2 separate regions of the Homo sapiens genome follow, and region 2 is linked to region 1. A link is a loop called in an ENCODE intact Hi-C map of the cell type or tissue named here. Cell type or tissue: uterus. All regions are shown on one strand. Each heading gives the region's core, and the rest is flanking DNA. Links, peaks and the distances in the headings are about the cores only.

Region 1 (2,809 bases), core at 219-2,718:
TTCCAATATAGTGTTAGTTACTCATGGCTCTGTCTTTGGAATATATTCAGAATCTAGTCACTTCTCAATCCCCTTCTTTTTCTGCTTTCATCATTCCTTGCCAACATTACTGCAGCAGTCTTCTAAGGTCTCCCTGATTCTATCCCTCTGCTTTTCTTCAGTGTGTGTGTGTGTGTGTGTGTGTGCGCGTGCACACACACACACTTTATTTTTCTTTTGTTTTAATGCAGAAACCAAAGTACTTTTAAGCTCTAAATTGGACCTATAATTTCTCTGCCCAAAATCTGCCAGGGGCTTCCATCCCTCTCAGAATAAAATTCAAAGTTTTCACTGTAGCTTATAAAACCCTCCCTGATTTGGCCCCTGCCTCTATCTCATATCCTGCAACTCTTCCCCCACATTCACTCTGCTCCAGCCACTCAGGCTATCATCTCAGGACATCATTATTTATTTGTTTCTTCCAGATATTGTCCATCTGGCTTCATTCAGGGCTTTGCTGAAATGTCAGCATCACACCACCAAAAAGTGATAAACATGTGAGGTGACGGACACATTAATTAGCTTAATTTAGCCATTCCACATTGGGTATACACATATATCCAGTCATCATGTTGTACACCATAAATATATACAGTTTTTGTCCATTTTAAATAAATAAATGTCACTATCAAAGACAATCCTCTCTAATTTATTTAAAGTATACAGATACTTCCTTCTTTTTCTGTCTACTTATCCTGTTTTCTTTTTCCTTCACATTCACCACCACCTGACATGGGATATTTATTGGTTTGTCATCTGTTGCCTCCACAAGAAAGTGAGCTCCATGATAACAATGGCTCAATGGCTTTGTTTGTTTCACTGCTGTTTTCCAATAGCTTTGAAATATAGGAGATGACCAAGAAACATGTGTTTCCTGAATAAATTAACTAATGAGAGCATTTTATAATAATAGAACCCCTGTATCAGATTGACTTAGTCATCATCCATCTTTTGACCATCTTCTTTGGGCCACAATACCAATTGCAAAATAAAAACATTGAGAAACTGAAGACAAATGTGCTCATGAAAGATGGCGTTGATAACTATTTTAAAATATTTTTACAAACACACTGAGATGGTGGTTTGGGTCATATATTAGTCCAAAAGGAGAAAATCAAGTGGTGCCTATCTGTCAAAGAAAGATGGAAACACCAAGGAAAGTCAAGGCTTAATATGTACACATTGGCTAAATGAATCAAAGATGTAAGCACTAGAAATTTTTCAAGAAAATTTGTGTATGACACTTTGATGGCCCGCGGAGGACTCTGAGTCACTGTATATCTATTATGTTTCACTGATGATAGATGTAATCTGTCTCCTTGGCTCTCAAAAGTAAGAAAACACCTCTACACAGGAAAAACATAATAAATTTTATTTGCAAATTAATATCTCTGACCATTGTTCTGACACTCTTGAAAAATGTTTCAGATGTGGAAAGAGTTCTTTTGAAAGATTTATTTTATTTGCTTTAGCAGAGCATGAGAGCAGTGATGCACTGACACAGAGAGTGGGGAAGGGGTGGCTGTGTTTTATTTGCACTACATTTAATTTGTGTTTGACACATGTGCAGCATGGGCTGGTGGGAAGAACCTGGAGCATGAATGGAGAGATGAACTATGAAAACCTAGACATCAAGACATCCAGGCCTCCAACAAGGATAAAATCCCTACCTCTCACCTTGGTCTCCATGTGCCTCTCTGCTCACTATAATCTAACCAAAGTGGCTTTACTCTAATAATTATTAGTTGTTTAGGAAATAGTTAATAACTAAATATTTCTCTGATACCTAATAATGTTAAACTTCTTTTCATATGTTCACTAGCCCTTTACATTTCCTTGTTTGTTTTTTGTGTCGGGTTCGGAACTTTCTCCTTCCTCTGCCCACAATTCATTCCCCTGATCTTCCCTCAACTGTCCCTTCTCCTCTCTGCTACCTCAACACAAATATCACCTCCTCACACTGCAGCTGACCATCCCATGCAATGACACTCCCACCCTGCTCACGCTCTCTTTCTGACATTACCCCGTTTTATTTTCTTCTTAGACTTTACCATTGTCTGCAATTATCTTGTTTCCTTATTTGTGGACGTGCTGATTAAATGCTCCACCCCTTTTGTAACTGAACAAAATTTCCGTGAAGGCAGAGACTGTGTCTGTTTTGCTAAGATCTGTGTCACCAGTACTGGAGCTGTGCCTAATACAAGTATTTTTTGAGGGAGGAAAAATGATGTCTCGTTTCTGAACCTGAGCTCCTTGTCTCTAGAATGAAGGGTTGGATGAGATCAGTGTTCTCTAAGTGGGGACCCAGATCAGCAGCACCAGCCCTGCCTGGGAACTTGTCAGAAATGCAGGTTCTCAGGCCCTTCCCAGACCTGCTGCTTTGGAGACTCTGGTATGGGACCCAGTGATCTGTGGTTTAGCAGCCCTGCAGATGTCTGGATATGCCCTGGAGTGTGAGAGCATCACATGCTCTCTGAGGCCTCTTCTCTTCTTTATGCTTAACTTCTTGGCTTTGTTAGTTACAAAGGTTATTTCATATATAGAAATGAGAACAGAGAATAACTCAGTGACTAGCCTGTTCCCAATGGCTGGATTGAGCAAATCTTAGCATTATGTTGTATTTATTTCAAAGTACTTAAAAATGCATTTCAAATATAGTTGAAGTTTACTGTATATGACTTTTTCCCAGTCCCATTCTCCTCCTATTTTCTACAGAGAGAAGTCACGATAATAAATTCAGTGCTCATCATTTTCAAAGTACTTATATAAA
Region 2 (2,809 bases), core at 85-2,584, 180 kb before region 1:
CAGCTGAACCTTCAGGTGACTCCAGCTCTAGCTGCCATCCTACTGAAGACACATGAGAGAGACCCCAAGCCAGGGTCAAGATCAGCGTGAAGCAAGTGAGGCATTTTGGTGCAAAATGTAAGGAGGCATTGACCTTCATAATTGGGCTCCAAGACTCCAAGAGTGAGTGCCTCCTTAAATTTTGTACTTTAGACACTACACTCACCTTTCTCTAGTTCTGGTCTTGCCTCAAGCAAGAAGAGCAGAGCTTAGCTCAGTCAACCCAAAGAATCCTGAGAAATAACAAAAAAATATTCTTTTAAGCCACTCAGTTTTGAGATGGTTTGTTATGCAACAATAGAGCATTAGAACTTTTCTTCCTGTCCAATTGCTTAGGTGAAAGATGCTAGTATCTGCCTGAATTCTTTCCTTTTCTTCACATTCTACATTCAATTAATGGCTCATCATAGGTGTCAATAAAATATTTGATAAGTTGAATGAATGAAGAATCAGCACTTCTTGTCTTCTAAATCAGCCAACTCAGAACTAGTCCAAATCATTTCTACTACAAAGAACAGTAATAAAGACCCTGAGAGATTAAAGAATACAGAATAGTTCTGAAGTTTTAAAATATAAAATTATATTTCCAAAAGGGTTGACTGGTTCAGTGAAAGAACAAAAACCTCAATCAACAAATACCAATTACCTTTTGGTGCTTTAGCAACATAACCCAGATAAAGTAGGAGGAGATAGACTTCTGCCCTCAGAGGACTCAACAATATGTCACTTGGCCATTTGGAGTTGTCAGAGGCTCTAACCACTTAGCAGAAGTCTTAAGTCACAGACACCCTGTATTAGTGTGTTCTCACACTACTATAAAGACTGGGTAATTTATTTAAAAAATAGGTTTAATCTGCTCATGGTTCAGAAGGCTTTATAGGCTTCTGCCTCTGGGGAGGCCTCAGGAAGCTTACAATCATGGCTGAAGGCAAGTGGAAGCAAGCACTTCTTCACATGGCTGGCAGGAGAGAGAGAGCAAAGGAGAGGGGTGCTACACATTTTCAAACAGCCAGATCTTTTGAGAACTCACTCTCACAAGAACAGTATGGGGGAACTCCCTCCATCCCTTCCCCATGATCCAATCACCTCCCACCAGGTCCCTCCTCCAACACTGGAGATTATAATTCAACATGAGATTTAGGTGGGGACACAGAGCCAAACCATATCACATTCACTCTCTTGTTTTCTTTATTTACTTGCATTCTTAAAACCAGAAAATATTAATACTTCAGTTTGTGGCAGATACTGCATGGAAACCAAGCACCATCTACTCTAGAATTCTACATTAGACTTTGTATCCTGAAGGTTTACCTCATTCTTCACAAAAGTCTTCCCTTTGTCTGTTGCCTTCTTAAGAAGAATTAATTCTTGGGAACAAGATAGAAGGATGGGAACCTCATGTAGAAGGAAATCCCTTTCATGCACAGTAAAGCAGGGTCATTCTCCCAGCTAATGATCTGGAGCCTCCTCCTGAACCCCAGCTTTGCTTATATCTTCGGCAAGGACCATCTTCGCATCTTTGAGCCCTATTAATTCCATCTAAGAAAAATGTTGTTCACATTCACCCTCCCTGTCTTCTCATGTCCTGGTTTCTTCAAGGTTTTCTTCATTGCTGAATACCAGGTCTTTCCCAACTCTCCTCCAAACCAGGGATTGTAAACCAGAGAAGCATCTCTAAAGGACTCGGGAGCTTTTTCAAAATACATATGCCTGTGCCAACTTCATTACACTTGAATTCTTCCCCAGGGGCCAAGGAATGTGTACTATGGAAAAAAACAAACACACACACAATGGCATATTTCTGCCTCAACCACTCAACATCAGTGGTTGCTAGATTTTGAGATTTCAAAGATCCGTTTATTTTCAAAAAAAATCTGGAATATCTTTTAAAAAAAGATGCCAACTTTTTATTTTATCAAGCATTAACAAACAAACAAACCTACTACTACCATCTGTTAACACCAGTGTCTTATTAAATAAAGAGGATTTGAAACCCCAAAGGCAGAGAAAGAATAACCAGAGAATACAGGCGAGTTGAATACATTTAGATATTTAAAGGACTTACTATATTGTCCTATTTTTTTTTTTTTCATTTTAACTGAATTTACGACACAGGGGAAACTTCTTCAGAAACTTTTGCATCTTCAGACAGCATTTTGGAATAACTACTCTAAAGCAATCCTCCATGCTGATGTTAAATGAGTCGGATGAAATCACTACTCCACTTAAAAATTTATAGTGACTCCTCAGGAAAAAGTCCAAGGTCACTACCAGTGTTACAGCAGTTTGAGGTCTGGTGCAGTGGCTCATTCCTGTAATTCCAGAACTTTGAGAGGCCTAGGCAAGAAGATCACTAGAGCCAGGAGTTTGAGGCCAGCCTAGGCAACATCGCGAGACCCCATCTCTACCAAAGAACACCCACAAAAATTAGCCAGACATGGTGATGCGTGCCTATAATTCTAGCTACTCAGGAGGCTGTGGAGGGAGGACAAAAATTAGCCAGACATGGTGATGCGTGCCTATAATTCTAGCTACTCAGGAGGCTGGGGAGGGAGGATCACTTGAGCCCAGGAGGTTAAGGCTACAGTGAGCTATGATCACCACTGCACTCCAGCCTGGATGACAGAGCAAGACCCTGTCTCAAAAAAAAAAACAAAAAAAAAAACGCAGTTCGAAAGACCCATTCCAAATACTTAACCCCATCTATTCTTGCCTGTGCCCCCAAACACAAACGTATATGTGCACACACACATGCACTCACATACACATA

Evidence for each region. Peaks named below come from ENCODE experiments on the same cell type or tissue, not always from the same donor. Only the 100,000 strongest peaks of a DNase experiment are listed, where the experiment ranks them.
Region 2: a loop joins it to region 1, with 7 times the contacts of the local background. A loop is called at or near these places in 7 of 110 quality-filtered maps.

The regions. Positions count from the first base shown.
Region 1 is chr9:87,126,868-87,129,676 of GRCh38, forward strand. No RefSeq gene overlaps it. Among named protein-coding and RNA genes, the nearest start is that of LINC02872, 20 kb to the right of the region's middle. In uterus, for the core only: no CTCF peak of the experiment used is centred there; DNase peaks (open chromatin) are centred at 383, 1,294 and 1,584; H3K27ac peaks cover 1,920 bases.
Region 2 is chr9:86,951,056-86,953,864 of GRCh38, forward strand. The region is part of intron 2 of GAS1RR (GAS1 adjacent regulatory RNA); the gene reads left to right. Among named protein-coding and RNA genes, the nearest start is that of GAS1RR, 3.8 kb to the left of the region's middle. In uterus, for the core only: no CTCF peak of the experiment used is centred there; no DNase peak of the experiment used is centred there.